2 separate regions of the Mus musculus genome follow, and region 2 is linked to region 1. The links are chromatin loops, found by intact Hi-C in ENCODE. Cell type or tissue: left cerebral cortex. All regions are shown on one strand. Each heading gives the region's core, and the rest is flanking DNA. Links, peaks and the distances in the headings are about the cores only.

Region 1 (12,220 bases), core at 4,038-9,037:
TGAATTTCAAAGAGAACAAGAAAGGGTAAATGGGAAATTTGGAGGGAAGAAAGGAAAAGGGAAAAAGTTAAAAAATACTATAATATATATTAAAAAAAAATCCCTTGTATGACCATTCTGAGTCTTGGGAGGGCTTGTAGAACTGACTGCAACACGATGACTAGGCAGTGACTGTGGCCACTGTATCCTGTTATGGGCATCTCATGGAGGGGTTGCCACTGCCTCAGGGTCCGGGATTTTGGATGTCCATGCCTGTTGCTTGAATCCCTCTTCAGTCCTTCAAAGGCTCTCTTGTCTGTGGTTTGTGTAGTTGAGTGCTCTGCAATGTGAACGTGGTAATGAATCATCTGGTCTGATTACAGAACGAATGTTCCTGGGCCCTCTTTAAAGATTCTCAAAAAAAAAAAAAAAAAAAGGGGGGGGCTGGTGAGATGGCTCAGTGGGTAAGAGCACCCGACTGCTCTTCCGAAGGTCCAGCGTTCAAATCCCAGCAACCACATGGTGGCTCACAACCATCCGTAACAAGATCTGACTCCCTCTTCTGGAGTGTCTGAAGACAGCTACAGTGTACTTACATATAATAATAAATAAATCTTTAAAAAAAAAAAAAGATTCTCACCAACGAGTCACAGAGGTTCTGCGTCTTTATTCTGAGAGCATCCCAGTGACTCTGAGCCATTTACCTAGTCCCACCTGTTTTATTTTTGAGACAGAATTTCAAGGCTGGTCTACAACTCTTCATCCTCCTGCCTCAAACTCCACCATGAGGAATCGTTGTACAAGCAACTAGCTTTTAAGTTATTTTCTTTTTAACTTGAGTAATATTATAACAAGCACTGTAGAAACCACAAGGACCACATCTTAGCTATAGCTATGGAAGTAAGATTGTGGAATCAAAAGATGGAAACAGGCTTTTAAGGTTTAGTCATATTAGCATGTCTGTACTACCAAACATAAAATTGTATCACTTAGCCAGGCAGTGGTGGCCCATGCTTTTTATCTCAGCACTTGGGAGGCAGAGGCAGGTGGATTTCTGAGTTCTAGGCCAGCCTGGTCTACAGAATGAGTTTCAGGACAGCCAGGGCTATACAGAGAAATCCTGTCTCAAAACACCCCACCCATTCTCCCCCTCCCAAAAAATTGTTTCACTTAAATGGATTTTGCTTTGCTTTCAAACAGGATCTTGAGCAGTGCAGGGCTGGCTCGAACTCTTGATCCTTCTGTCTCCATGTCTTGACTGCTGGGATTATAGACATATACTACTATGCTTGGCTAGAATTGATATCTGCTTTCTTTTCTTTGAGACAGAGTCTCATGTATTGCTGCCTGTCTTTCTTACTATGTAGCCAAGTCTGGTCTTTAACTCCTGATCACCCTGCTTCTACACACCAAGGACTAAGATAACAGTCACACACCACCACACTGAACCTTAAATTGCTTTTTTCCAGGGGTTGTTTCGTTGACACAATACCTCATTATGGAGACCAAGTTAGTCTCAAACTCATAGAGATCTATATCCCTCTGCCTCCCAAGTGCTGGGATTAAAGATATGCTGCACCAGACTGGCCTTAAATTGATTTTTTTTAACAACATAAAAAGTTAATTAAAACAGGAGAATGAAGAGTTGTAGGCTAGCCTGGGATGTGTAGTGAAACTGAAACAGGAGAATGAAGAGTTGTAGGCTAGCCTGGGATGTGTAGTGAAGAGTTGTAGGCTAGCCTGGGATGTGTAGTGAAACTGAAACAGGAGAATGAAGAGTTGTAGGCTAGCCTGGGATGTGTAGGCTAGCCTGGGATGTGTAGGCTAGCCTGGGATGTGTAGGCTAGCCTGGGGTGTGTAGTGAAACTGTCTCAAAAGCAGACGGTTGGGCATGAAACTGGGAGATGGTTCAGAAACCCTGGTGTCCCAACTTTAATTCTAGCCTCAGAATTGAGAGGCAGGCTCCCCCCAGAACATGCTAGCTAGCAAGATTAGTCATATTGGAAAAGAATAAAATGGAGAAATAATTGAAGATGATCCCCATATCAACATTGTACCTCCAAATGCATCACACACACACTCACACACACCTACACACACACTCACACACACTTGTACAAACACTCACACTCATACCTATACACACACTCACACACATCTATATACACACACACCTATACACATACACACACCTACACACACATACACACACACACACACACTCACGGTGGGGGCAGAAGAGATGTTTAGATTTCAAGATTCACAGTGAGGCTGCTCATTTCTCTATTTGTGTGTGTGAACTCTTGATTCTTATCAAAAAGGATCAGGATTCTGGTTTTGGGTTTTTTTTTTTTTTTTTTTTTTTTTTTTTGTAAGCTTGGGGCAGTTCTTCAGTTATTTTGGGCAGAGAGCTTTATTTGCTCCATGAGTCTCTCCCCATCTGTGGCTTTCACTTCCCTGTTTGCTTTATTGCATTTGGTGGCACAAACGGCTTTTAAGAACAGATTTAGATCCATCCCTCCTGTCTCTGATGTCTGTTGCAGGGATAGTTAGAATGTTTTCTCTGGTCACAGCTGAAAGTTTCCATTTCCATTTCTCTCTGTGTCTTTTTATGACCCATTTGGAGTATACCGTGATGCACGATATGAAAAATATGGGTGGAAGCTGATCCTAAGCTGTGCTGACATCCCACAGTTTTCCCGCAGAGTGGCTCTTTCTTGTAGTGTTCTGTGGATGCTTCTTCACCATCGGCCAAGTCTTTAAATAATGTTTCTGTCTTAACATAGTCTACGCTGGTTCCTAACTTTTCTCTGTTTTTGCATCAAGGCCTCACTGTGTTTTGGTGGCTGGCCTCAAACTCACAACTCCATCTGTCTCTGCCTCCCAAGCGCTGGGATTAAGGTATGTGTCCCTACACGTGACTATCTTTTCTTATTTTTGTCCTGATATGTTTTGAGCTGGTCATGGTGGCACATGCCTGTGATCCGGCACCGACAAGCCTGATGAGGGGGACTATAAATTCCTGCCAAGATGGGTTAAATTGTGAGGCCCTGTCTCAAGCAAACAACAACAACTTTTTAAAAACTTTGCCTGGGCTGGAGAGATGGCTCAGAGGTTAAGAGCACTGACTGTTCTTCCTGAGTTCAAATCCCAACAACCACATGGTGGCTCACAACCATCCATAATGAGATCTGATGCCCTCTTCTGGGGTGTCTGAAGATAGCTACAGTGTATTTATATATAATAAGTAAATAAACCAACCTTAAAAACAAAACAAAACAAAACAAAACTTTGCCCATTCAGATTCCAAATGAATTTTAATAATTATATATGTTATATAATACATCCCATTTTGTCTTTTTCCTCCCCATTTTAGTCTTATTATTCAACTTCACAATCAGAATTAAAGGAGCTGGAGAGGTGACTCAGTAATTTAAAGCAGGGACTACTCTCACACAGGAATACAGTTTGATTCCCAGTACTTATGCCAGGTGGCTCACAACTACCGGCAACTCTTAGATACAGGGAACCCCATGTCTGTGGCCTCAAGGGCACCTGTACTCATGTGCACATGGTCACACATACACATAATTTTTTTAAAAGATTTTTAAAAATCAGAAACACTGTTGGTGGTGGCACAGGATCCCAGCACTCAGGTGGCAGAGGCAAGTGGATCTCTGTGAGTTTGAGGCCAGCCTGGCCTACAGAAATAGTTCTAGACCAACCTGGCCTACAGAGATAGTTCTAGGACAGCCAGGGCTACACACACACACACACACACACACACACACACACACAAAAGTCTGTCTCAAAAACAAAACAAAACAAAAAATCAGAATGAAAATCCATCCCTAGGTCAATCAGGTTTTTCTTTACTCTTTCTATTTAATTTTTTTCTTTGAGTAAATATGTTTTACCCCAAAGCATTTACTCAACCCCAACCACATACTTTATTTTCTGAGTTTCTGTTTTGAACAATCTTGCTCTCTCCCTTTCTGTTCCCTTTCCCCTAGGCCACTCTTATTCTTGTGCTTACTAAAATAAAAGCATTTGACCCAAAAGCCACACAGCTAAAATGATACACTTCCACCCTCCTGACCCAGCAGATGTCATTTCTTGGCATCAGCCAGCAGCTGTCTTTGGATTGCTGAGGACGCTCACAGCTGCCTTTCCCTCTTGACTTTTCCCTCCCTGTAAATGGGCAGACTTATCTTTGCACTATCTTCCTGGATTAAAACATTACTCATCTTTAAAAGACTCAATATTCCAGAAGTGCCGTCCCCACTTAATGTATGAAACAGGAGGAGACAGTGTACTAAGTCGAATGATGTCTCCTCAGCATTCATGCCCTCCAGGATGGGACTGATTTTAAATAAGGCCTTTGCAAGCAGAATCAGTTATAATGAGGTCATACTGGGGTTAGGATGGACCCTACACCCAATGACTGGTGTCTTTATAAAAGAGAAAACACATGGAGAAGCCATGTTGTGAATGAGAGACAAAGTGGAGGAATGTGTCTGCAAAACAAAACATTCCATCATTGCCAACATACCCCAGAAGGTAAGAGACTCGGGACAGGTTCCCTCCCATCTTCAAAGAACCTAGTCCTTTGGACACCCTGAGTTCAGACTTTCGGCTCCTCAAGTGTGAGAGTACACACTACACTCACTTGTGAAGGCAGCTGTATGGATGGCTCCAGTCCATCTTCCTGGGCCTCTCCACTGCTGGCGTTTCATCCTTAGATCCGCTGAGACAGGGGAGGGGTGTTCTTGAAATCCTGCCCAGAGCAGAACATGAGCAGTCCCCCCTCTGGAATGCAAACATCAAGGAAGGACAAATTTTCTCCTGTTTCCTGACCAACTGCAAAATCTGTCTTTGTAGCAGGACTATTTATGGGACATTCTGGTTTCAAGTACCCAAGGCTCTGTCATCAAGGGATTCAGTGGGGCATAATTTAGAAGTTTCTGACCACCAGGCTTTCAGTCTTGGCTCCACCATCTTTTAGAGACCTAATTCTGGACAAGTCGCTAGACATTTTGAAACCCTATCTGTAAATGGAGACAATAATCATTTACTCCCAGCATGTCTTACGGAGTTAGTGCTAGAATCCGTGAGATGATTTATGGAAAAGCATTGTTTAAACTGTGAACCTCTGGGTAGATGTTTCCAATCACTAGTGACTACCCATGAAGCAGAAGGGGCCGGGGGAAGGGTTGAAAGAGCTCATGCTTCTTGCTCTGTATCTTTGTTTTGTGTGTCAGGTTTGTGTGTTTAAGATGTGTTTTTATTATTTTAACTAAGTTTATGGGGTGGTAGGTACACATGACTTCAGGTGACCTCAAAGGCTGGAGAACACATTGGATTGCCTAGAGCTGGAGTTAGAGGGAGTTGTGAACTGCCCAACTTGGGTGCTGGGAACTGAACTCAGGTCCTGTGAAAAAGCTGTTTCAGCCTCACACTCTGGGACCGCCTTTCCAGTCACTAGTCTCTTATGTTTATTTTTTGAGTTCTGAGGATCATGTTCAGGGCTTCCCATGTAATAGAGACAGGCCCTGCTGCTAAACCACACCCTGGCCCATTCCATGTCTTCAGTGAAGTAAAAGGTGGAAAATACTGTTAAAGATTTTTTAAATGAAGAGTGTGTGTGTATATGAGAGTGTGTTTGTGTGTATATGTGTGTGTGAGTATGTATTGTATGTGTGTGTGTGTTTGTGTGTGACCAGTAGAAGCGAAAAGAGGTTGTCAGATACCCTGGAACTGTAGTCCGGGTGTTGTGAGCTGCCTGGTGTGTGTCTCCTGGAAGAATAGCAGGCAAGTGCTCTTACACGCTGTGTCTTCTTTCTAACCCCTGTATCATGCCTGTAATCCTAACTAGCACCAAGGAGGTGGAAGCAGGAGGATCATCCAAGTTTAAGGCAGCTTGGGAGACTTGAAACCCTGTCTTTCAAAAAGTCGTTTTCAAAAACATTTACTGAAGAAGCGAAAGCAAATAAAATTCTCTGCCCTCATTCCAAGTTACAGGTATACTAAATGATAAGACAATACAAAGGGTCTACTGTTGGTTTGCTGGCTTGCAACACCTCTTACACAGGTGTTAGGTATAACCATCGCTGATAGTGTTATTAATGGAAAACTTCGCTTCCGGTTCAGCTTCAGCCTGATGGAGTTTGAAAAAGTTATTTTATCCCTGTGGGTTCTAATGTATATAAAATGAAATGATACATCTTAAACCTTAATATTTCTCCCAATGCTGTAATCCTAGCATCTCTCTGACTCCCATGAGGTCGTTCCACTTGCCATGAAGACCGACATTAAGATTACCAGATGAGGGATGGAGAGTTGGCTCAATGGTTAAAAACAATTATTGTTCTCACTGAGGACCTGAGTTCAATTCCCAGCACCCACATGTCTGCTTACAACTTTCTTGTCACACTAGGCACTCGTGATAAACATCATACATTCAGGCAAAACTTATTTATGTAAAATTATAAGATAAATATATTTTTAAATGTTTTTTGTTGTTGTTGTTTTGTTTTTTAGATCATTATATGAGGAAGCTGGCTGCTCAAAGATCATGAGGTTGCCAGGTCACATCACAGGTGAATGTGGGGTGGTGGTGGTGCAGGAATTCTTCCACAGACACAGAATGACAAATACCCAACACTTAAGGAAGGAAAGGACAGGCCTCGAGCCCAGGGTGGAAAGGCAGGACTGAGCTGAGTAAGCTGGGTCTCTATCCCTGACTTAGTCCAAAGGTGGAAGGAGACCGTGAGGTAGATTAACATGCAGTTCTCTGCAAAGGCAGGGTACATACAGCTTAAAAGCCACGCTGAGGAGGCGGGCTGCTTGAGTTTGTAGGCTTACGCAACAATCATGGCAATAGCACCCTCTAGAGGATGGTTGGAAGATTACATATGTGTAAGCACTAGGAGGCACCTAAGGAGCTCGCGTGGGTGTGTGGTAATTGTCCTCCCAACACAAAGGGAAGGAAACATGGCATGACCTGTGTCCTGTGTATGCATGCATGGCTATATCTTGAGCCTGTAACAGACCACATAATTAGAATGGATGTTTCCCTATAAGGGAGATAAAGGTAATAAAATGTATGGGGGAACTAACAAAAGTATACAAGCTACGCCTTGCCGCACGTGGGGCTCAGTCTTTGGATATAAATCTGCTGATCAAGTGCCAGAACAAATAAATGCTACGTCCTGGCAGAAAGCCTTTGTCCCGTTTCTCTGTTTGAAAACGCCACAACAGACGATAAATTTTAAGTTATTTCTTTTTCCGTTTGCATGTTTGGGCGCCAATGTGTATGGTTTTCATTTGGAGGGTCAAAGTTGATTTTGCACATCATTCTTGATTTCTCTCCTACCTTATTCAATGAAGCAGGGTCTCTCTGCCTAAACCCAGAGCTAACTGGTATGGGTAGTCTCTCCTGCCGTGTTGCTCTAGAGGGTCTTGTCTTCATCTTCTGAGGCGGGATTTAAAATGGGCTACCCTGTTCAAGCAGCTTTAGTCATGAGGATTGGGACTCTGGTCTTCACTTTTGCATGGCCAGTGTTTAATCACTAAGCGTCCCCGTCCCCCCCCCCCCCCCCCCAGCTATCACTGTGTATTTTACTCTGATCTTAAGGAGCAAGGTGCAGTTTGAGTTTGGTGCATTGAGGACACCTTGTGTATGTGGGTAGATAGCTTCTCAAATGTTCTAGAAACAGCAGAGATGCCCCATCTGGGGGAGTGGAGGCCAATACAACATTCCCAAGCTCCTATAAACACCAAGAATACTCCGACTGTGTCTTGGGTTTAGTACAGGAACCCTGAAAAGAAAGGAGGGAGCACAGGAGCGAGGCTTTGGCTCCAGCTTGGATCCCCTGAATCTGCTGCGGAGAGAAAGCACTTCTGCCACAGCCTCCTCCACCTTACCTGCCAATGACCATTTCAACGACGCGAGGTTTGGTTGCCCTCTAGTGGCCACTCTGATGATGAAACTCACTTAAAACTGGCAGCAACGTGGTGTAGTACTTGCCCCTCCCCTTTGTTTCTCCTCTCCCCTCTTCTCCCCTCCCCTCTCTTCCCTTCCCCCTCTTTCCTGTCCTCTCCTCTCCTCTCTTCTTCCCTCCCTTCCCTCTCCTCTCTCCTTTCTTCTCTCCCTTCCCCTGATCTTTTTTTTTTTTTCTTTCCATTTTTTCTTTCTCCTCTCTCTGGCCCCATCCTTAACTTAATTTACTTATTATTGTAACTTTTACCATAGTTAATTTTTAGCTTCATACTTTACATTTTTGCCATTTTCCGCCTATGGTCATTCGTGGTAATAAACTTTGAGTGTATTTCTTTAAAAAAAAAATAGCACACCTTTAATCCCAGCACTTGGGAGGCAGAGGCAGGTGGATTTCTGAGTTCGAGGCCAGCCTGGTCTACAGAGTGAGTTCCAGGACAGCCAGGGCTACACAGAGAAACCTTGTCTCAGAAAAAAAAAAGAGAGAGAGAGAGAGCTGGGAGTGGTATAATATATATTTAATCCCAGCATTTAGGAGGAAGGGGCAGGAAGATCTCTGTCAATTTAAAGCCAGTCTGGTCAACATAGCAAGTTCCAGGCCAGCCAGGGCTACATGATATATAAATAAATAAATCTTAAAAAAAAAATCTAAGTGTGGTGGCATGTGCCCTCAATCCCAGCACTCGGGAGGCAGAGACAGAGGGATTTTTTGAGCTGGGGCCAGCCTGGTCTACAAAGCAAATTCCAGGACAACCAGCTTTACACAGAGAAGCCTGTCTCAAAAAGCCACCAACAAAAAAGGTTGTAGAGGGGACACAGTAAGAATGTCAATGTATGGGAAAGCCACCATATGGATGAGAAACTAGCAAGGAGACTGAGATTTTTTTTTTTTTTTTCTGAGACAGGATTTCTCTGTATAGCCCTGGCTGTCCTGGAACTCACTCTGTAGACCAGGCTGGTCTTGAACTCAGAAATCTGCCTGCCTCTGCCTCCCTAGTGCTGGGATTAAAGGCGTTCGCTACCGCGCCCGGCTGAGACTGAGATTTTTGAAGAAAAAAAAATCAATCTGAAATTCTGGAGATGAAAAACTCAGTGAAGGGCCAGTGAAATGGCTCTGTGGGTAAAGGCAGTAGCTGCCAGGCCCGATGACCTGGGTCTGATCCACGGCACCCACAGGACAGAAGGAGAGGACTGGTTCCTGCAAGCTCCCTTCTCACCTTCTGAACTCAAGACACACAGGTTTGCCGTGCCCTGTGTCCTCGCCACCAGAAAATAAATCAGTTAATGCAATTTTTAAACTTAAAAAAAAAAAAGCTGAATAAAGCAAACAAAAAGTACAGTGGGAAATACTCACCCTGAAGGCTCACCCTGCAGAGAGGCAGGAAAACTGCCAAAAGTTTGAGGCTACCTTGTTCTACACAGTAAGTTCTGTGCCAGCCCAGTCTCCATTGTGATACCCTGTCTTAAGAAAACAAACAATAGTAGCAAGGGAAACAATGGAAAGCGACACCAAAAGAGTAAGTCAAGCAGAAGAGGGAACACCCAGGACAGAGGGCAAGGTTGAGGGAATGATATATAGTTCTGCCTGCATTCACACCTGCATGCCAAATGGGGGCACCAGATCTAGAGGATCTGACACCCTCTTCTGCCCTCCATGGGCATCAGGCATTCAAGCAGTACAGAGATATACAAGCAGGCAAACACTCATCTGTAAAATAAGGCAGGCAGAACTCTACAAGTTCAAGGCCAGCCTGGTCTACACATCAAGTTCCCCTCCAGCCAGTCAGGCCTGCATAGTGAGATTCCATCTCAAAAAAAAAATTTTTTTTTTATTCATTATATGAGTATGTGTATATCTCTGTGTGGGTTTGTGCTGCTGAGTGCAGTGCCCATGGAGGCCAGAAGAGGGCGTCAGATCCTTGGGTCTGGAGTTAAAGATGGCTGTGGTTGATGTAGCACAAGGAACAGAATTCAGGTCTTCTGCAAGAGTGTATGCTCTTAACCACTGAGTCATCTCTCCAGCCCTTGGTAACCCTAACAACTAAAATAGTAATAATGGCATTATTTTAAAACCTATATTTTCACCTGGGTAGTAGTGGCCCACGCCGTTATTCTCAGCATTCAAAAGTCGGAGGTAGGTGGATCTCTTGAGTTTGAGGCCAGCCTGGTCTACGGAGTGAGTTCCAGGGCAGCCAGGACTACACAGAGAAACCCTGTCTCAGAAAAAAACAAAACAAAACAAAACAAAAACCTGTAGTTTTTCTGCTATCAATGTCCTTATACATTACACAGCTATTCCATCCACTCAGAATTCCTTATATGTCGCCTTTGCTCACCAAGCGCAGGCCTGGGGAAGCTGTGCTTGGGACTCTCCTACGAGAGTCCAGATACACTCGTGAGAAAAGAAGCAGGAAAGACATGGAGAAGTTCATATACTCACAAGCCCAGAGACAGGAAGGGCTGCAGTCAGAAACTCTAAGACACAAGGAAGGAGAAAACTTAGGCTGTGGTCTTTAGTGAGGGAAGGTCAGGAAGGCAGGAGGAACAGTCTGGGATTGCCCATAAAGGGCTCTACAATTTTGGGGTGCCCCTGGTTGTCTTGTGCCTGGCCCTTGGATGACTTCGAGATGATTAAAGCAGAAATGTGTTGTCTCCTGGGGTGTACAGGCCAGATAGGGGAGGGGTGCCTCTGGACTGGTTAGCATGCATATCAAAAGTACGTGTCTTGGCGTTTCTAAGAACTGTCTATCTCCAAAAGTGTCAGTCTCTTCCTATGCCAAAACCTCTCTCATGCTAGGGAATCTACCACTGTGATACTAGCCTGGTCCTTCAAATAGGTTTAGGGGTGGGGTAGTGTGTGTGTGTATGTGTGTGTGTGTGTGTGTGTGTGTGTGTGTGTGTGTGTGTGTGTGTACATGTGTGTATATGTGATGGTCAAAGGCTAACCTTGGGTGCTTCTTCAGTGGCCATCCATGTTTTTATTAAGACACAGGGTAACTCGATGGCAATTCATTAAGTAGGCTAGGCAGGCCAGGGATTCCTAGGAATCCCCCTGTCTCCCTACTCTGGGTACGAATTACAAGGATGTCCCACTACAACTGGGTCCAGGGATTAAACTCAGGCTCTCGTGTTTGTAAGTCAAACACTTTACTGATGGTCGTCTCCTCAGGCCCAGCTTGGTTCTTAAAGATTTAAAAATATTCTATAGAAGCCGTTCACATGACTAGAACACTTCCCACATCTTCAGTCAGATGCCATTTGTCCTTATGCCACGCCCTGTTCTACACATCTGGATTATTTGTTAGGGTCCATCAGATGGTTCGCAGTTTACACAACAGCTGCCGGAGGTGAGCCCTCTGGAAGCAGTGAACTGTGGCAGCAGGGGAAGAGATTTTAAAAAGCATTTAAGGGTTGGAGAGATGGCTCAGCAGTTAGGTGCAGTCACTGCTCTTCCAGAGGTCCTGAGTTCAAATCCCAGCAACCACATGGTGGCTCACAATCATCTGTAATGCTATCCAATGCCCTCTTCTGGTCCCTCTTTTGGTGTGTTTGAGGACAGCTACAGTGTACTCATATAAATAAAATAAGTAAATCTCAAAAAAAAATTAAAACAACAACACAGACTAGAAACCTACAAAGCACAACAGACTGTCTAGTTCAGAGGTCAAGTGTGTAGGGAGATCTCCCCAGCTGTTGCGTAATTTTGTGTTCTTTCTGAAGACTCAGACTGTGCCTTTAGACTTTAGTGCCTTAGCCAGGTGAGTGAGTCACTCGGTGGTCATAAGTGTTATCTTTACAGGGCCTACCGTAGGTCATCATCAGGCCTGGAACTGTTCCACTTGGTGTGTGTGTGTGTGTGTGTGTGTATGCACACACGAGTGTGTGTTATAGGTACATGTGAATGCACATATCTGGGTATGCAGAGCCCAGATTGGGACCTGTGAGGTGTCTGCCTGCATTGCTCTTCCTTATTCCCTTGAGACAAGGTCTTGCTGAACCTGGGGTGTGGCAGCTGCAGTAAAATTCCTGTCTACCTTCCAAGCACTGGGGTTACAGGTGCTTGTACCCGGCTTTCTATGTAGTTGCTGGGGATCTGAACACGGGTCCCCAGGGTTGTGCAACGCTCTCATTTGATTTTTGGTGCTGTGATAAAACACTAGCCTACAACAACCCAGGGCAGAAAAGTTTGTTCTTACACTTACAGTGATGATCACAGCGCATCACTGAGGGAAGCTGGGCAGG
Region 2 (12,220 bases), core at 3,726-8,725, 61 kb before region 1:
GGTATGGGATGGGTAGGTACTAGTAGAGACCTTGGCCTCCAAATTTTTAGGTGTGGACTTAAGCAAGTTTCTTAACCTCTTTGAGCTTCATCTTCCTAAATAAGTTGGTTGGTCTGTGTGCATCTCATAGACTTGTGTGGAGTCAGATGAATTAGCCTACTGGAAGCTGTCTAGCACAGAAAAAAAATCAAGAAATGATTTTCAACCTTCAAAGCATTACTGATAGTCTGAGCTATAGCATGAACCAAAGGCCGACCTTATTCCTCAATAACCACAACTGTCTCCTGGTCACTTGCGTAGAAGTCACTTTACATACCATAGATAGTAACTTCTATGAAAGGTTACCCTCCCTTCATTTCAAATGCTAGCCTTGGCCACCGTGACCTCTTTCTGATTTGGTGAGAGAACACAGATACCTGCTCTGAAGGCACAAGATACCTGGGATCAACAGAATGGAACTCAGGGTTAGCAAATCTAGAGTAGTACTAGTCAATGGCATGTCCTGTGACAGCAGAAATATTCCATATCTGCTATCCAATATGGCAGACAAGGGCAATATTTAGCTTCAAGTACTTGCAATTCGGGTAGTTTACCTTAGAGATAAGTTTTCAATTTCATTCACTTTTACTTTTTGGTTTCTCGAGACAGGGTTTCTCTGTATAGCCCTGGCTGTCCTGGAACTCACTCTGTAGACCAGGCTGTCCTCGAACTCAGAAATCCACCTGCCTCTGAGTTCCAAGTGCTGGATTAAAGGCGTGCCCCACCACCACCCAGCTCACTTTTATCTATTAACACTTAAATAATCTCACATGTCCAGCGGCTACCCAATTACATGGTATATTTTTGGAATTTTGAGAAAAAAAGAATTTGTGCACTTCCTGTTCTTGGCATGTTCTTTATTCCTGGTCCACATGAGTGCTGTTTACAGGAGATGGGCAAGATTTGCTAGGTTGCTGGCAAAGGGAAGGTAAATTTTCCTTTCTACCAATTAAGGTTTGGACAATGACCAGGAGGGAGGCTTACATTAGCCATACTGTTTAACCTGACTTACCAATTTGAGGTCTGATTTCTCCCCATGTTTCCCTTTCTGTCTGCAAGGATCAGAGCCATTGTTGTTGGACCTGGATAGATGGCTATGTGGATGTGTGATCCTCGTGCCTGTCTTAGGAGTTCCTTGATTGACAGTGATAGAAATCCCATCATATTAGCCTGGATAAAAAGGAATGTTCAATAGCTATGATCCCAGCACTCAGGAGGCAAAAGTAAGTGGATCTCTGAGTTTGAGGACAGTCTGGTCTACAAAACATGTTCCAGCACAGCTAGGGCTACACAGAGAAACACGGTCAAAAAAAAAAAAAAAAAGTTCCTTTGCTTACAGGTAGAAGGAAGGTTAGACCATCAGTCAAAACCACAGGCAGGAGGAAGGTTAGACCATCGGTCAAAGTAATCCATTTTGCCTTCCCTTACTAACAAACCTGTTATTAGTGCAGCCAGTGCCTGCAAGGGGGCATTTCTGGCTGGTGGATCTTTGTTTGGTAGGCAGTGGTTTTGGTTGGCTGAGCCAGAGCTGTATACAGCACTGGGTACCTTGCAACCAGAGTGGGAATTGTCTGTGGTGGCAGGGGCAGGTGCCTGGCCTACAGTGAACTCAGTGAACTCAGACTTCCTGGGCTTGGCTGTGGTTGCTTGAAAGCCTCTGGGATGGCTTAGTTATGGAAGCAGAGCACTGAACCACACTGCTGGGCAGGTCTAGCTGTGGTTCTTATTTTGTTTTAATTAAATTTATTTATTCACTTTACAACTCAATATCAGCCCTTCCTGTACTTCCAATACCCCTTCATGGAAGTCCTCCCCTCATTCCCTTTAGAAGGGAAAGGCCCCCTCTGTGTGTCAGTCCCCACCCCCCCACCCCACCCCCACCCCACACACCAGACTAGGTGGACTAGGCACATCCTCTCCCACTGAGGCCAGACAAGGCTGTCCATTTAGGGGTATGGGATCCACAGGCAGGCAGGTAGGCAATGGACTCAGGAACAGCCCCTACTCCAGTTGTTTGGGGGACCCACAGGAGACCAGGCTGCTCATCTACATATGTGCAGGGGGCCTAGGTCCAGTCCAACCCATGCTTGTTCTTTGGTTGGTGATTTAGTCTCTAGGAGTCCCCAAGGTTAGTTGACTCTGTTAGTTTTCTTGTGGAGTCCCTGTCCTCTTTGGGTCCCTCAGTCTTTCTCCCAACTCTTCCACAAGACTCCCTGAGCTCCATCTACTGTTTGGGTGTGAGTCCCTGCATCCCTTTTCATTGGCTGTTGGGTGGAGCCTCTCAGAGGACAGTTAGGCTAGGTTCCTGTCGTGCATGCCCTTTTGGGTCTGGGTTACCTCACTCAGGATGATATTTAAAAAAACAAAAAACAAAAAATGACCTCTAGTCTTCTTTATGAGGAGTCACCCTTGCACCTGAAGACACAGACAGTGATGAGGAGGGAGGGCCCCATCCAGATTCCTGGTCACTCCTGTGGGGCTGGAAGGCTGCTGGTTTCTTATGACTGACAGGAGGTGGCTTGCTAGGGTCATCCCATGAGGTTGCTAGAGCCTCTGGCAGTGACCTAATGGGATCTGCGTGGGGAGGGTTATGGATAAGGGAGAGGCAAGGAGACTCTTCACTGTAACACATGCCCAGCTCTGGGACCGCAGCCAGGAGGCTAATTAGAAAGCTCAGCAGCTGTCCAGCTTTTCAGGCACTAAGTAGGAGCTACCAGGTGCCAGTGAACATCCTGGGAAGGAAAGGGAAGAGGCTGTGTGGGGAGGTTGTCAGGAAAAACACTCCGGGGTGTACTGGTTGGCAATCAGTGTTTTGTTAAGAGAGAGAGATTGGAAGGGACTTGCTAAGGCAGAATTAAGTGAGGAGGACTATGAGGGGACAGGAGGGGGCAGGACAAGAAGTTCCAAGTGAGAGAAGGTGGGGGTGAGAAGAGGAGGAGGCAGGGACCTCCAGAGTCCAATCCCAGAGCAAAGGGCCAAGTGGAAGGCCAAACCAAAAGCAGTGAGGGGCCAGCTGCCGTCTACACACACACACACACACACACACACACACACACACGTGCCTGTGCCTCCCATTTGCTTCCCAGGAGGCAGTGATATACTGCCTCTCTCTTGGAATACCTGCACACCAATTGTGTTTGTAGTTTTGGGTGTCACTCTGTGACTTGGGAACCTGCCAAAGTCATAGTGTTGAGTGCTGGTCTCACTCTAGAACGAGCTAACAAGGTTGAGTCGGCCTCTGGTTCCACCTGAGTTTTCACTATTGAAGTTCTTAGGGTGGGGCCCTGGCCAATCACCAGAACTCCTTGTGATAAAGTGATTAGAGGGGTGGACCTTCCAGCCCCCAGCGTTAGCCTCTCAAAGTATAAAGCTCTTGACAATCTTATCAAAATGTGCGGTGCTCCAGTTGCTGAACGGGCGCTGGCTGTGCAGCACCCCCCCCCCATCTCTACCTTGCTCCATTTTTCTATTTGTCCAGCTGCCCTGTCAAGGTATGTGTTTCTGTGAGTTCTGTGGGGCATCTGTGAGGTGGAAACCGAGGGCCTGGGAATAATGGTTTGTAGTCAGTGGTCAGAAGTGTGGGTGAAAACCTGTTTGTTATTGGTATTTGAGGTGGGGCAGTCATGTGGGAGGGAACACTCACATTTCTGGGAGAAACTGACATTGCCTTGGGGTAGAATTTCAGATTTTAAAACTGTTAGGATAAGCGATTGGTATCGGTAGAGAAACTGTTCTCTCTCTCTCTCTCTCTCTCTCTCTCTCTGTGTGTGTGTGTGTGTGTGTGTGTGTAGGGAGTCCCCCACAGCTGGTTAGAGAAGTGCAAGTGCTAAGTACTTGGTTGTGAGAGTGTGTTTGTTTGTTTGTTTGTTTTGGTGAACGATCACATTTTCACATTTGTTGTCCATGTGTTGTTGTTTATATTGTTGTTGTTAGACGAGGTTTCACGTAGAACTTGATGAGTAGCTGAAGCTAGCCTTGAACTCCCGATCCTCCTGCCTCCACCTCGTGAGTGCTGGGATTACAGGCTAATGCCAAGCCCAGTTTGAATATTTGATTTTTGCCTTTTTCTGAGAGATTTGGGGATTTCTGGGGAGAGAGGCCTGCAAGTGAAAGGGTGTTGTTGCAACCCCCCTCTGGCCCCCTTCTTAGGCTCCAGGCTATAGAGATGGAATAGGTGAGAGGATTTGGATTCCAGTCCGAGATGTAGACTGAATCCTGCAAGCCCAGCTTACCCTAAATAGTTACAGAGGAGAGAAAATGACGCAGGGGACATGCCTGCCAGCAGCTGCTGGTTAAACCTCTTTGGGAAATGAATTCTCCTCAGGAGAACTGGCTGGCCATGCATATTGTAGAAATAACAAAATGGGCTTTGTTGTTCTCTGGCCTGAACCTACCTGGTCCTCTGCTACGTAGGAGCCTTCAGTGTCCCCAGGGATGCCTGTCTGGGACACTCTGTTCCCAGCCTCACTCTCCCTGTGGACTTTCAGACAGATCTTGGGTATCACCCAGACCCATGCCACCCCCTCCTGGTCTGTGCTGGTGCTTGGAGATCGAAGTAAGAGAAGGAGCACTCCCTTTGTGCCTCCCATCTGCAGAGACAGACCCCTCCCCTTGGTGATGCTTTCGGGCAAGAGCTCCTTTTCCACGAAGGTACCATGGATAGACAAACTGCAGGCATTGCTAGATTTGGTTAATAGCAAACTAGATGACTCTATCAGCCAAGAATTTAGCTGGATCCTTCTCTGTTCTGCTTGCTCAGCTGTCCAATAGAAGACCTGTGGTCTCCAGGAACTCATCCGGTGTGACACACACACACGTGAGGTTATTTACAGATGGGATGACATATTTTATGGAAATATGGTTAGAGTCTCATGGAAATGGAAATGCCGGGTTGACTTTGAAGGCTGTGGTGGCCTCTCAAAGCAGCAGCATAGGAAGTGTCAGAGTAGGTACGCCACAGAGGAGGGCTGGGGGAGACAGGGATGGAAACTGAGTTGTAATCCCTGAGCCCCCCACCTCAGGGCTTCAAAGGAGCAAGGTGCCCAAGACCCAGGGTTTCATTAGATGCATAGATTTGACCAAATCTACTCTCTCTCTCTCTCTCTGTCTCTGTCTCTGTCTCTGTCTGTCTCTCTCTCTCTGAGACAGGATTTCTCTTTGTAGCCCTGGATTCCTAGAACTCACTCTGTAGACCAGGCTGGCCTCAAACTCAGAAATGTACCTGCCTCTGCCTCCCAAGTGCTGGGATTAAAGGCATGCGCCACCACTGCCCACCTTTGACCAAATTTCTTAATGTCCTAAGCCTTTAAATTTGTCGCCACCACCACCTTCCCAGAATAGATGTTGTCTCATCCTTCCCTGCTCCACAGGTGTCCTAAGAGAATCCTGAGAATTGACAAGCTTGAGTAGGCCCGGCTCTGCCTGCATGTTAGCTGCTATGAGGGCTCCTGATACATTTCACGTGCTGCTCAGGCTTCTGACTCAGGCTGTATGAACCACCAAAGAGCCTCATAGTTTCTGCCTCCTGGATTCCTGCTCTTTGTTGTTGTTGTGGTGGTGGTGGTGGTGGTGGTGTCTGGTTGTTTTTCCAGACAAGGTTTTTCTGTGTAGTCTTGGCTGTCCTAGAACTCACTCTGTAGCTCATGCTGGCCTCTCAACTCCCAGAGATCTGCCTGCCTCTGTCTCCCATAGTTCTGGGATTAAAGGTGTGTGCCACCACTGCCCAGCTTGGATCCTGCTCTTGAAGGCTAGAATGTTAAGAGAGATCTGGGGACAGCTTGTGCATTTGCAGAGAAAGGTGGGACCCCTGTAACCCTTGCATCTCATCCACGCCAGAGAAAAAGCCAGCAGACGGAGAAGCAGGAAGTAGCCAGCCAGAGGCTGATTTCCAGAGAGCTGCTCTGACCCCACAGTGGTGTCATCTCCTAGGATAGGATCTCAGCCCATAGCAGATGGCCATCGGCTGCTGCAGCACCAGGCTGCAGAAGCAGGATGTGGTTTTTGGTTTCTGTTTCTGTTTTGACTTGTGCTGTTGCTGTGGCTTGCCTTGGCCCCAGGAAAAAGGAAGTGCCTATGGGTGGGATTGAACTTTCCAGGCCATATGTCATGGTGGTGCAAATGGTGGACGGTGATATGGAGCAGGCTTCCTTAAGACTCTTTCATCCAGGCGATAGGTAGGTGCCAGGGTAACCTTTGCCCCAGCCCTGTTAGGCAGGCTAGGGAAGAGGAGGAAGATGAACAGGTGAGCGAGGGCTGAGGTTCCTGTTTGTAGAGGAATTGGGAGAGATGGGTGAAGCTGAGCACAGCAGCCTCCCTCCACAGGCACAACACATACCTTCAGTGTTCTCTGTGCAGAGTCCTGGCGCACCAGGGAAGGAGCCAACATGGGGACAGGTGAGCTTCTAAAGCAATCATGGCAGGGTATGTTTTATGTCCCCTACCCTCAAACTTTGTCTTGTCTGTTGTCCTCTACCTTTCTAGTTGTTAGTTTAGGTAGCCATGGGAGAGGATCTGCTTCCACTCAGAACCTCTGGGAGGGAGGAAGATGACCCTGGAGTACAGACTGTCATCTCTGTGTTCCACCCATGTGTGGGGGTGATAGTGCCACCTCTCAGGCTGCCCCCATGTGCTGAGCAAAGTTCTGTCTGGAGACCTGCACAGAAGGCTCTGTGTCAAGGGGAGTCTGATAGGAGCTCTGGTACCTTCATTTAATTTCATTATTCCTGAAATAAAGCATCATCTTACTAGTCTTGATAGCCAGGGTTGTAGTTCTATCTATTGTGAAGCAGGATAGTTGTGTGTATCTTACTCAAGATACACAATTTTTTTTATTAAACTAATAAAATTTATTTTAAAATATACAGCTCAGTATTGACATTTTTTAAGTCAGCAAAATAATTTATAATAGTCAAATGCCTCTTAAATATACATGATATCTTCTGAAGCTAAAAGTAATATTCACAGCCCGGCATGGTGGCGCACGCCTTTAATCCCAGCACTCGGGAGACAGAGGCAGGACACCCAGGGCTATACAGAGAAACCCTGTCTCAAAAAACCAAAAAAAAAAAAAAAAAAAGGTAATACTCACTCAACCAGTTTTTAAAATCTATTTGGAACATTAAATGTGATAGAAGTAGAAAAAAAAATCTCTTATGAAGTCCTCTATAAAAGGAAATTGTGACAAGTTCCTGATTAGACAGAAACTGTTCTATCTCCAAGGGAAAATATGCAGTGTAACTGTGGCTTCATAGAATGAGTTAGGTAGTGTTCCTTCTGTTTCTATTTTGTGGAATAGTTTGAAGAGTATTGGTATTAGGTCTTCTTTGAAGGTCTGATAGAACTCTGCACTAAACTCATCTGATCTTGGGCTTTTTTTGGTTGGCAGACTTTTAATGACTGCTTCTATTTCTTTAGGGATGATGGACTGTTTAGATGGTTTATCTGATCCTGATTTAACTTTGGTACCTGGTATCTGTCTAGAAAATTGTCCATTTTGTCTAGATTTTCCAGTTTTGTTGAGTATAGGCTTTTGTAGTAGGATCTGATGTTTTTTGAATTTCCTCAGTGTCTGTTGTTCTATCTCCCTTTTCATTTCTGACTTTGTTAATTTGGATACTGTCTCTGTGCCCTCTGGTTAGTCAAGCTAAGGGTTTATCTATCTTGTTGATTTTCTCAAAGAACCAGCTCCTGAGTTTGTTGATTCTTTGTATAGTTCTTTTTGTTTCTACTTGGTTGACTTCAGCCCTGGGTTTGATTATTTCCTGCTGTCTACTCCTCTTGGGTGTACTTGCTTCTTTTTGTTCTGGAGCTTTCAGGTGTGCTGTTAAGCTGGTAGTGTAAGATACACAATTTTTAAAGATCTGGGGGTATCACTCAGTGGTCAGGCCCTTGTCTAGTGTATGCCAAGTTCTGGGTCCAATCTCTAGTATTGTAAAAAGAAAAGAAAATGTCTTAGGGTTATTATTGAGAGAATTATGTGGCAAAAGGCCTTATGATGTAAGATTTATATCAGCTTCGAGCGAGTTGTTAACCTTACTCTTAAAGGACCTCACCAGTAAGTATTACAGTAGTGGATTATAGTTAAGAGTTGAGGTTTGTTGTTGTTGTTGTTATTGTTGTTGTTTCATTTGTTTTTTTTTTGTTTTGTTTTGTTTTGTTTTTGACATGGTCTCACTATGCAACCCTAGCTGACATCTGACTTGGGGAATTTCTTCTGCCTAAATCTCCTGAGTGCTAAGATTAAAGGGGTGCACCGCCAGGCTCAGCTCAGGTTCAGGGAGGCTTAGCATACTTTCTGCTTTCCTGCATTTCCTTGTGTGGTATACTTAATTCTCTAAATCAGCAGTTCTCAACCTGTGGGTGGCAACTCCCAAAAGACCATCAGAAAACACAGATATTTACATTATTGTTCCTAACCGCAGCAGTTTGAAGTAGCAATGGAATAATATTATGGTCTGGGGTCAACGCAGCATGAGGGATGTATTATTAAAGGGTCACAGCATTAGGACAGTTGAGAACCACTGTTCTAAATGCTAAAACAAAGATCCTGTACTGGTTGCCCTCCATGACGTTTTTGACTACCCTTGTAAATAGAGGTCTCCCCTGCATGGCAGAGTATACTTTAAAGCTAAGAATGGAGCTGGAGTCTAAAATTATATTTCCTTTTAGGTTTCAAAGTGTGCATTCATGCATGGTATAAAAAGGGCCCTAAGACTTAACTAACCCTGCAAGATGATCACCTGGGAACTATCCCAGCCTCTGATGTCTGAATCAACTGCCCTGAGCAGAGAGAGTGGCTGAGAGATGTCAGGTCCTAGGAAAGAAATCTTGGTGGTCTGTTGCTGAGTACTTGGCCTTAGATCTGCTTTTTGGTTGGCCTTGTTGCTTAGAACTGGGGGTGGATTAATCTAATGATAGCCACCTCTTTTATTCCCAGAGACACATGAAAGCCATCCTTCAGCCAGTCAAGAATTAACTGAGCACTGGGGTGAATGCTTATCTACATTGCTGAGAATGGCGTCAAGGTCCAGTCTGATACCAAGACGAGGTTAAATTGGGACAGAGCTGCACAGTGATCCTGATGTCTGTTCCCAGCTACGCAGTCAAGACTGTGATAAGTGAGTATGCCCCAGACATGTAGGGGAATCACTGGCCCAGTCTGCCTTCCTATTTGGCATCTTATCAGCACGGGTACAGGTCTAAGGGTTCAAGTTCTCAGCTTGCTTCCTGTCCAAGGGCTTGTCACAGGAATGGGAGGTGAGCACTGAGCAGTCTCAGGCTATGCCACTATTGGAGCCATCTTATGACTTCTAAGACTGGGCCAGACCCAGATTGGATGACCAGGATAAAACTAGACACCTGGGAGAGTGTGTCTTCATGTTCTGACTCAAGAAGCTCCTGGGTGCTTTCCATCCAAGTAGTGGGGGCTATGTCTTACCTAGAATCCGAATTCTGCCCCATACTATGAACAGTTAATGTACTGGCCCTCAAGGAGTTGGGCTCCTAAGTCCAGACAAACCACACAGGGTGAAAGGCCTTGACTGCAGAGCATGGTGTTCTTATCTGGCCTCTAGCCCAGTCGCCTCTCTGGCTTTTCTTTGATGATACTTTAAAGAATGGCAATTGGATGCTTTCCCTAACCCCTGAGGCCCAAAGACCATTACGTCAGTGCAGAGCAGGCAACACAATGGTGGTATTGGGGATCAGAAAGAAGGAAGCTCCAGAAAGTCAGGGTAGGTAGTTGGCACGTAGGCTGTTTTGGCACTGAGACCAGCTTGATTAGATAGCCTCTAAGAAGCCCATGGGCTGGTCCCTTGGAGCCCAGAGCTGATTCCATACTGGTATATGCAGAGATTGGGAAACAAGGTAACTGGGTTATTTCTCAGCTGTAGATAGATTTTGACTCTCCTAGCTGAGGTAAGAATCTATTTACCAGTTCACTTATGCTTGCAAAGTCATCATGTGCTACTAACAGGTCATTTCAGGACGTGTTCTTGATTTGAGGCCAGAATAGGGTAAGTGGGCCTGGATTTGAGGGGGCCTGGGAAGAGGAGGAAGAGGGTTATGGAGGTCACTGTGAGGATGTAGTGACCTAGATGCCATCACATGGCACAGGTTCTCATAGCAATCTACACTGTTAGTCTGAAGGCTGCCACGCCTTTGACTTGGTAGTTCCACTGCCTGAATTAATCCTGGAGAGATCTGCCATGCTGGGCATGGGGGCACACTCCCCACTTGGAGGGCAGAGACAGGCAGCTATCTAGATAGAGGAAAGCCTGGGCTTCCCCAGTTTGGGATGGGGAAGGGGATAGAAGGCAGGAAGGAAGCAAAGAAAGAAAAAAAGCAAGCTAGCAGAATGCACATCTTTAATTGAGAGGCAGGAGGATCAGTAGTTTGAAGCCAGCCTTGGATCAATGACTCTGTCTCAAAGAAACAAAAATGGTGGAAGGAAGGAAGAAAGGAAGGGAGGAAGAGACAAGGGAGGGGAGGAAAGGAGAGGAGGGATAGATAGATCTTTTATTATGAAATAATCTCAAACAAGAAAATGGCAATATTTCTTTTGTTACAGACATGGAAGATATTTCTGTGCTGTTCTCTGTAATAGGGGAAATGGAAAACAGTTATTACCTTTGTTCAACATCTTAGTCAAGTAAATTATAGTTTTCCACTTGGTGGGACATTATATAGCTATTCTAAGGATGAACACACAGGCTGTAGAACTTGGAAAAGACTGTGAAAACAGAAAGTAAGAGAGTGCGTCCCAGTGCCTTCCGCTGCACCTGTGGGCAGATAGCAAAGAGGAAGAGATACTGACTCTGTGACCTAAGTCTACTTATGATTGCTCTTCCTTTCTGTGGTGCCAGAATAGGCTTCTTCTACAGCAGTTTCTTGTAAGAACGCACCATTAATAGTGACTTTCTCTAAGAATGGGGGGCGGGGAGCTTTTGTTTGCTAAGTCATTCCTTCCTATAATATTTAAATTTTAGCTGGAGCATGTGTTATTTTAGTAATTGAAATAAAACAATAAAGATATTTTTAAATTTTAGAATTAAAACCTCTTAAAAGGCAATCTCCCCAAAGAGAGGAGAGGAGAGGAGAAAAACTGAGTCAGCTAGCTCTTTATTCCCATTGTGTTTAAGGCCTTGGGCCTGTTTGGGCCCATCTATCTGTCTACCCACCCACCTACCCGCCCACCCGCCTATCCATCCATCCATCTATGCATTCATTATTAGGCACTATTGCCAGGCACCAGTGAAGAAAACTAAGACTCACCACTTCCAGAGTTCTCATTGCAATAGGAAAAAGGCCATAAACAGCAGTAGACTATTAGAGAATGCTACAGAGAAGGTGACATGGGATGGTGTGAGTACCATGGGATGGTGTGAGTACCATGGGATGGTGTGAGTACCATGGGATGGTGTGAGTACCATGGGATGGTGTGAGTACCATGGGATGGTGTGAGTACCATGGGATGGTGTGAGTACCATGGGATGGTGTGAGTACCATGGGATGGTTGAGTAACAAACATCCACCTTTGATTGGGGATCAGGTCAGTCTCAGAGGGGTGAGAGCCGAGTTGAGTGACAGCAGAGAGACACATGAAGGTCCTAGAAGAGCATTCTAGTCAGGACACAGAATGCCTAGCCTGTGCCCTTAGCTGCAGGTCATCCATTGTTTCCCAAGCCCAGTGAATCTCTGGGCCAGGACAGACTCCAATCCCTGGTCCATCACCTTCATCTTTCCCATCTGGGATGGGAGTCCTTTTCATCTTTTAGTCTGAGTCCTTCCAAAGTCAGGGGTGGGATAGTTGTTTCTGACACCCTGGCTGTTACTGCTCTGGACAGATGGTCCCTCCGGACATTCTGTACACAGGCCGCTGCTCTTGGCTGGCATTTCCAAAGCGGGGCTGAGCTGGGTCAGATTTCCATACCAGGGTGGATTGGCACTTAGGAAAGTACTGGGTAATGTGTGCCCTGGCAAAGGGTCTTTAAACGGCTCATGACTTGAAGCCCTGAAGGGTGGCTTCGCCATGGCTGTGAGGCTCAGCTTTGACCTTGGAATGTTTATGTGTGGCTCCTGCCAGAATTTGGTCTGAGAAATAGGCTTGGAGTCTGTTATGTCTAACACTTAGTGGTGAACTTGGTTGATGGCCCAGTGAGAAAGTAATAAGTTTTCCATGAGT

Evidence for each region. Peaks named below come from ENCODE experiments on the same cell type or tissue, not always from the same donor. Only the 100,000 strongest peaks of a DNase experiment are listed, where the experiment ranks them.
Region 2: it touches region 1 in a loop (2.3-fold over the local background); 9 of 42 quality-filtered maps call a loop at or near these places.

What each region holds. Positions count from the first base shown.
Region 1 is chr12:78,914,148-78,926,367 of GRCm38, reverse strand. It overlaps Gm46359 (a long non-coding RNA gene), which reads right to left and starts at 9,845. Exons shown (of 3, transcript XR_001780635.2): 1 at 9,333-9,845; 2 at 4,649-4,788. In left cerebral cortex, for the core only: CTCF peaks have their summits at 6,879 (motif pointing left) and 7,943 (motif pointing left); DNase peaks (open chromatin) are centred at 6,853 and 7,939.
Region 2 is chr12:78,974,696-78,986,915 of GRCm38, reverse strand. It overlaps Tmem229b (transmembrane protein 229B), which reads left to right. Exons shown (of 3, transcript NM_178745.5): 2 at 8,975-9,155. Among named protein-coding and RNA genes, the nearest start is that of Tmem229b, 26 kb to the left of the region's middle. In left cerebral cortex, for the core only: no CTCF peak of the experiment used is centred there; DNase peaks (open chromatin) are centred at 4,308, 4,559, 5,410 and 6,020; H3K27ac peaks cover 322 bases.